Linked DNA regions of Mus musculus: regions 1 and 2 are each linked to region 3. Evidence: chromatin loops called from intact Hi-C (ENCODE). Cell type or tissue: heart. All regions are shown on one strand.

The links. Peaks named below come from ENCODE experiments on the same cell type or tissue, not always from the same donor. Only the 100,000 strongest peaks of a DNase experiment are listed, where the experiment ranks them.
Region 1: it touches region 3 in a loop (4-fold over the local background); 16 of 42 quality-filtered maps call a loop at or near these places.
Region 2: it touches region 3 in a loop (4-fold over the local background); 17 of 42 quality-filtered maps call a loop at or near these places.

The regions. Positions count from the first base shown.
Region 1 is chr3:57,845,118-57,847,617 of GRCm38, forward strand. It overlaps Pfn2 (profilin 2), which reads right to left. Exons shown (of 3, transcript NM_019410.3): 1 at 2,234-2,500; 2 at 57-249. The coding sequence starts at 2,365. Among named protein-coding and RNA genes, the nearest start is that of Pfn2, 1.4 kb to the right of the region's middle. In heart, a CTCF peak has its summit at 997; DNase peaks (open chromatin) are centred at 1,934 and 2,194; H3K4me3 peaks cover 1,809 bases; H3K27ac peaks cover 1,309 bases.
Region 2 is chr3:58,162,722-58,165,221 of GRCm38, forward strand. It overlaps Gm40056 (a long non-coding RNA gene), which reads left to right. Exons shown (of 6, transcript XR_003954487.1): 5 at 1-1,535. It overlaps 1700007F19Rik (RIKEN cDNA 1700007F19 gene), which reads right to left and starts at 1,086. Exons shown (of 6, transcript NR_040538.1): 1 at 1,041-1,086; 2 at 786-832. In heart, a CTCF peak has its summit at 1,229 (motif pointing right); a DNase peak (open chromatin) is centred at 1,250; H3K27ac peaks cover 883 bases.
Region 3 is chr3:58,415,258-58,417,757 of GRCm38, forward strand. Tsc22d2 (TSC22 domain family, member 2) reads left to right here. Exons shown (of 4, transcript NM_001081229.2): 1 at 1-2,356. The coding sequence starts at 432. Among named protein-coding and RNA genes, the nearest start is that of Tsc22d2, 1.8 kb to the left of the region's middle. In heart, a CTCF peak has its summit at 1,227; DNase peaks (open chromatin) are centred at 84, 1,224 and 1,764; H3K4me3 peaks cover 2,500 bases; H3K27ac peaks cover 2,500 bases.

The DNA.
Region 1 (2,500 bases), 570 kb before region 3:
ACCCTAGTTGTAATATGACATGCAACTTTTAAGGAGAAAAAAAAAAGCCTACTCACCTCTCCCGGCCCTGCCAACAGCAACGTTGTATGTTGGCTCCCCACCTTGACTCTTTGTCCGGATGTCCATTGTGCAGTCACCATCAACGTATAGGCTATCTCTGATCACAGAACACTTCTTTGCTCCAAGAGTCAAACCGTTGGTAAAGAAACCTTCCCGGTCTTTTCCTACAATCATATCTATTTCTACTGGCTGGCCACCCAAAACAAAGAAGAAAAAAATTACAGTTAATCAGAATCTGATACAACAAACTGTGTGCTACCGTAGAATCAAGATAGCTGTTTTTATTATTACCTATTCCTTCGTGGTTACATGATTTACACATTAGTTTGCTTTTGCAGCGAACAGTGAGGCCTGCTAACTAAAAGCCAGTGTGTATCAACCATACAGAGAGTTTCCCTAAATAGTTGGCAGTTGACACTAGGTGCAAACTGAAAACGAGTTATTTATAAACTATCTCAAGTCAGGTGCTACTTGAGGTGCTTATGTAATTGTAAAGATTCAGGTATAAGCTCTTGTATACAACAGCTTGACTATCATATTTTGCCACATTAGTCATGTTGCATCAAATTTAAAGTTGGGTAAAGTCGATCCAGATGGGCCTGCTTACATCTCTGTTTCAAGCAGCTTGAAATGTCCCTGGTAGTATGAACCTCAGTTACCACAGACTGTGGGACATCTCCAAATTCATATTTCCCTCCTACTTTTCTAGCCACCACTCTTTTCTCTCCAACTTGCCTTGCCCTTCCATTCAATAACCTGCTTTCCTTCTGGACAAATGCAGAGTGATTCTGTCTACAGCACTGCGGTAGCAACAGCAAAATCAGAGAGAAAATGGAGGGGCATTGGTAAAGAAAGTGAGGTAGCCACCAGAACCGGAAAAGAGAATCTGTTCATTCTAACGTTCCATGAATAAGAAGGAAGGCGTCGCCCCCATCAGAACTGCAGAGTCATAGCAGGCCCCAGCCATTTCCAAGCATACTCCCGCAATATTCTTAAGCCAGACAGCGGGAACTCACACACAAAGACAAGACTGCAGAAAAAAAAGTTAATCACCAAATGTCAATTCGCTATAGGAACTGTGGCCTCCCACATGGGGACAGGAGATCTTAAAGCACTCCTGTCACAGACTGAATCCACACTAATTTGTTAAACCACATTAAGTAGTAAAATGCTGAGCACCTGTGATATGGGACTTGAATTCTGTTATGTGGTAGGGGAGGGAGTGGGAGTGGGGAGCAAAGAAATTAAGAGAATGGTCCTGTACTTGATACTGGTGTCAAAATCTTAAAGAGCATTGCATAGAAACAAGCATAACAATAAGCAGTGTTGGAGACTGGTTGACGAATATTCTCCAAATGTGTGGCAACCCAGTCAAAAGCCATCAAGTCACATGAAAAGGAGGCACCGTGAAGCATAAATCGGTATTAGTTCTTTTACTACCATCACTAAAGAGGGAGTGACTTGGAGAAGTGTTATCCCCCTCCAGCGACTCCCCAGATTTTTTTAAATCACCCTTAAACCATCCCCTTTTTAGAGCTATGTTGCGTAACTGGGGATAACAGTATATCGATGAATCTCTATAGGTGGAGAAGAGAAATCAATGGCAGTTCGCCATCTTGGAGGAAAAAAAAAAAAAACTATAGAACCACAAGCTGAAGTAGATTCACCATTCCACCTACGTGGTCCGCGTACCTTTCTCTCCAGCCTAGGCGGCCTGGACACCCGCAAGCCTACGCAAAGTCACTCCATTAATTCCCGGGATCCGGCCACTGCCGCCTCCCACATTCCGCGCTCACAACCGAACCAGATCCAGGGCCAGCCTGCCGCCCAGATTCCCCCCGCCCACACCCGGGGACCCGCACTGCAGCCCGCAGGGCTCCCCGAACGCCGAGGGCCTCCCGGGGAGGCGTCCCCTCCTCCACCCTGGCAGCCGCAAGCCGGGGCGCCGCCGGGGCGAAGAGTCCGGCCGCCCCGCCCCCGCGCGGCCTCGGGCAGCATCCCCAGGCTCAGCTGCCCGCAACCGGGCTCCGGCTGCATCCCCTTCCTCGCGGGCGGGCGAGGAAGCCGGCGGTACCCTTCCCTTCAGCCCTAGCCGCATCCCTTCCTCGCGGGCGGGCGTCCCCTTCTCAGAGGCCCGCCGCACACCTGCCGGCTTGGCGCCCCCGGGCCTCACCGTGATGCTCTGGAAGACGCCCCCGGCCGTGGCTGCCCAGACGTATTTGGCGTCGCAGTAGCCGACAATGGCGGCCTCCTGGCAGCAGCCATCGCACATCAGGTTATCCACGTAGCTCTGCCAACCGGCCATCTTCGAGCCCTTCGCACTGCAGCGGGGACGGCAGGAGCAGAGGCGCAGCAGCGGCAGCGGCGGCGGCGGCGGCGGCGGCGGTGGAGGCGGGGCGGGGGCGGGGAGGAGGCGGCTCTGCGCAGGCACCGACCGCCC
Region 2 (2,500 bases), 250 kb before region 3:
AGGAGATTAGCAAGCAGAATTGGTGACCCTGGGGGAAGAGACTAATTCCCAGAGGAATTAGGTGAGTTTTTGAAGGATGGGGTTGAACTGGAGAAGAGAGGGAAAGAGAAGCAGGTTGAAACTGGATTTTCAGCGGCCCACGTAGTTGGAGTGACTGGGCCTTCACAGCTGGATCATGGCTTCTGGAAATGGAGCAGGGAGGAGAATCAGTCCGTCTTCAAGTCACTACCAGGGTCAGCAGTTACTGTTTCTCTCTCACCATCCCCTGAGAAGTTCCCATTCTCTTCTGTGTGGAGGAGGAGACAGAGGAAGGGACAAAAACCTGGAGAGGGCAGAAGCACCTGCCCACCCATGTGAGACAAGACAAAAAGCAGAAGTTAATCAGCGTGCACCGGCCCCTCCATAAAGATCCCACCCCACTGGAGTGTGTGACCAACCTGGGAGAGAAACTGGGAGTTCTCAACAATGATGCTAAGAGCCATGACCTTGAAATTCAAAAGCAAATAGAGAAGAGATGAAGACCCAGGAGACCCGAGCTTGAAGTTATCCCAGGAGAAACAAGCTGAATATAAGGTCTTCCCAGACTCAGCTCAGAGTCAAACAGCCTGTCTTCTAACCCCATTTCCTCCCATCACCAGCTGGGAGACTTGGAAGTCGTCTTTCCTTTCCCTGAGCGGATACCCATTTCATTAGGTTCATTAGGTGAGGGTGACATGAGGTGGGAGCAAACAGCTCTATCTCCATACACCCCGTTAAGGGGCTTTGTGGGCAGAACCAAGACTCACCCAGAAAGATGTGGTCGGTAGAAAATAGCTTTTACACGAATCTAGGCCTGGATGGAGAAAGAAGACATGTTAAAAAACAAACAAACAGACAAACAAAAAAACAAAACAAAAAACCCAAACAAACAAAAACAACTGGCAACAGGGAAGGAGCCTGGTGCTTGTATACACGGTGCCTGGGGTACTCAAGAGGACGTGGGAAAGTTCTCCCCGTACAAGCATCCAGCAAATACAGGGAGATCAATAAAACCAAATTACCACCGTTTTGCAGCCTCCAAAGAAACAATGAAAGTTAACAGTGACCGTTATATCAGTTACTAATTTACTGCCTTTAAACCCTAAGTCCACCGTTTCAGTGCTCTGGGGTCATTCATTGAAGGAATTCGAAACACTTCTCCTTCCCAACGCGCATGATTTGACGCTTCATCAGTAGAGGGCGCTAAAGAGACACTACAGGAACAAGGGGCTTTTCACTTGGTTTTACTCCTGGTGTCTGACCTCCAGCAGTGCACATGTAGGCTCATCAGCCAGGCCATGTGCCATCAAGATCGCTACAGTGTACAGTCCTTCTCCCGGATCCTCTGCCTGGACTCAGAGACCCCTTGCCTTCACCCTTGTAACGTACCAGTTTTACACAGACCTCCTGACCACTTTCCATCTACAGCTGGCTGACAAGGCAGCAGGACTTTGTTTCTTAAAGCCCTCCAAGTGTGAATGCTTCACACGAGTCCTTACACTTCCTATTTGTGTATGGTAGGTAAACAGCCATAGCCTCAGCTCGCCTGTACCTTTTGCATCCTTCCCTTCTTGCATGGCAAGTATGAACATGCACCTACCAGATAGCCTAGTGTCCCCAGCTACTGGCTATTGTGCCTCACTCAAGCTTTTGCCTTCAACAATGTCAAAAGTCCGGCCTTAGGGAGAGCCCCTATTTCAGGGTTGTTTTTCTTTGCTATTCTCCCTCAGATATAGGGTGCCCTTCAGAAGCAACTTTACACCTCCACAGCTATTATTTTAATAATTCTGTATATTAAACTTCCGTTATTTTAAATTACTATATAATTTTCTGTTTCCCAAAGTAGGCCCAATGACATGGGTGGGGGGTGCGTGGTAACGTCATGGAGAGACAGGAAAATCATGTGGCCTTGCTGGAGGTCTAAAACATAGCAGTTCAAGTGTTCTGGACAAAATATCAAGCCTGATTCTTGTCCAGCCTTGGATCTGACCAAACGTTTGAGAGGAAAGGAACGCGTTAAATGACACCATCAGATACAGCCACCAGATCAAGGCTCAAGAAAACCTCATGAGAAGAACAATCAGAATTCTCCAGTGTGACAGAGGAGAGAATCTGCCTGCCATCTGTCTGTCTGTCCATCCATCTATTCATCTATCTACCCATCATTCGTCTGTCTATGGCTTTTTATCCAATTAGAATTAAAGACTCCATTGCACACTGATTCTGGTAAAAAAAAAATGGAGGCAAATGAATTTAACTGTCTGGATATTTGATAATATTAATTATCTTTTTTAAAAAAAATAAGAGTTAATGAAGGAAATATTTGTTGATATTATAAAAATTCTTTTTATGTTTATGTGTGAATGGTACATGGGAATTTTCTTCAAAATAATAGTTGTATGAGATACAAGTGGATGGGAGTCTGTACTGTCCAGGACTCAATAATACTGAAGCTAAGTGATGAATACATGTGTTATTAAGA
Region 3 (2,500 bases):
TCCTCCGCGTCGCCGCGCGGGAGCAGCCGCGGGACCCGGCCAGGAGAGCCCGAGCGGGGCAGAACCGCCCCTCACGCCGCCGCCGCCGCCTCCTGCGCCCTGCGCTCCACCCCCAGCCGGGCCTGCTGACCGCGCCGAGCGCCGGGCTGGACTGACCGCGGAGGCTGAGCTGTTGGAGCAGCCGGCCCGCCCCTGGACCACGCTCGGGCCGTCGCTGAGGAGTTGAATTGAGGCACCCCTGCCGCGGGAGGTGAGGAGGGAGGAGGAGGATGTCGCGCCGAGACGCCGGCGCCCAGAGCAGCCCGTGACTTGGCGGCGTGGGCCGTAGACCCAGGCGCGAACTCGGACTTTGTCTTTGGGGGCCCGTGCTCGGCCCTTCTCGGTTTCCGGTGGGGTCCCAGAGGAGCCTCTGCCCTCCAGCCTCTTCCACCATGTCCAAGATGCCGGCCAAGAAGAAGAGCTGCTTCCAGATCACCAGTGTCACCACGGCTCAGGTGGCCACCAGCATCACCGAGGACACCGAGAGCCTGGACGACCCGGACGAGTCGCGCACGGAGGACGTGTCCTCCGAGATCTTCGACGTTTCCCGGGCCACGGATTACGGCCCGGAGGAGGTGTGCGAGCGTAGCTCCTCGGAAGAGACGCTCAACAATGTCGGGGATGCGGAAACTCCCGGGACCGTGTCCCCGAACCTCATCCTGGATGGGCAGCTGGCAGCCGCTTCAGCTGCGCCCGCCAACGGAGGCGGCGGTGGCGTGTCGGCCCGGAGCGTGGCGGGGGCACTCGCCCAGACCCTGGCGGCGGCCGCCGCTTCGGTGTCCACTCCTGGGCCGAGTAGTGCAACTCCATCTCAGCCCCCTGCCACTTGTAGTTCGCGTTTCCGCGTGATCAAACTAGACCACGGGAGCGGGGAGCCGTACCGGCGCGGCCGATGGACGTGTATGGAATACTACGAGCGGGATTCGGATAGCAGCGTCCTCACCAGGTCCGGGGATTGCATTAGACACAGCAATACTTTGGAGCAGACTGCGGAGCGGGACAGCGGCCTGGGAGCCACCGGAGGGTCGGTGGTGGTGGTGGTGGCCTCCATGCAGGGGGCGCACGGGCTGGACTCGGGAACTGACAGCTCCTTGACTGCTGTGTCACAGCTACCCCCGTCGGAGAAAATGAGCCAGCCCACTCTCGCCCAGCCGCAGAGTTTCAGCGTCGGGCAGCCGCAGCCTCCACCGCCCGTAGGTGGGGCTGTGGCTCCAAGTTCGGCGTCGCTGCCGCCGTTCCCGGGAGCGGCGACCGGGCCGCAGCCAATGACAGCAGCCGTTCAGCCAACCCAGCTCCAGGGAGCCGTGGCCGGAGGCGCCCTCCCCGGGCCTGTCGGTCAGGGGCTGCCGCCGCCGCCGAATGTCAACCTGGCGCAGCCTGTGGCCCTGGCAGCTCAGCCCGGCCCGGCCGGCGGCTCCTCGTTGTCACAGCAGTTCGCCTATCCCCAGCCTCAGATACCACCCGGGCATTTGTTGCCGATGCAGCCATCCGGCCAGAGTGAGTACCTGCCGCCGCACGTGGCCCTGCAGCCGCCAAGCCCTGCGCAGCCCTTGTCTACCAGCGCTAGCGCCACCTCTGCTTCCGCGGCCAGCTTTCCTCTGGGGTCTGGCCAGAGCGTCTCCTCCTTGGGTGCCCAGATGATGGGCGCCTCCGCCCAGCCCAGTGAAGCTGTGGCCCCGGGTCCGGTTCCTGTAGGCCAGGCCGCTCCTTGTCAGCCGGCCGGAGTGGCCCCAGCTGCTCTAGGAGGCGTGGTGCAGCCAGGCTCCGGGCTTACTGGGGTTGGGCAGCCCCAGCCCGTGCAGCCTCCGCAGCAGATGGGTGGCAGTGGTCAGCTGCCAGCCGTGCCTGGTGGTCCTCACACCGTGGTGCCCGGAGTTCCAAACGTGCCTGCAGCGGTACCCGTTCCAAGCGTGCCTAGTGTGCCCACCACTTCTGTTACTATGCCAAATGTACCCGCGCCTCTGGGCCAGTCTCAGCAGCTGAGCAGCCATACGCCAGTCAGCCGGAGCAGCAGCGTCATCCAGCAAGTTGGTTCACCCTTAGCTCAAGGCACACACAGTGCACCAACAAGTCTACCACAGTCTGACCTAAGCCAGTTTCAGACTCAGACCCAGCCTTTAGTCGGGCAAGTTGACGATACTAGAAGAAAATCAGAACCCCTACCTCAAGCACCACTTTCTCTCATTGCTGAAAGTAAGCCTGTTGTGAAGCCTCCAGTTGCAGATGCCCTGACAAACCCTCTTCAGTTAACACCTATGAACAGTCTGGCCACCTCTGTATTCAGCATAGCTATTCCTGTTGATGGTGATGAAGACAGGTATGTACATTTTTTTAAATTTTGAATATCTGATAGAGTTGCTTGCCCCAAATATCTTAAGATGCAGTTTGGGGAGTTTGTTTCCACTTAGGGTCTTTATTTTTAAAACTTAAATTTGGTAAAAATCAATTCAAAGTTTTGAAG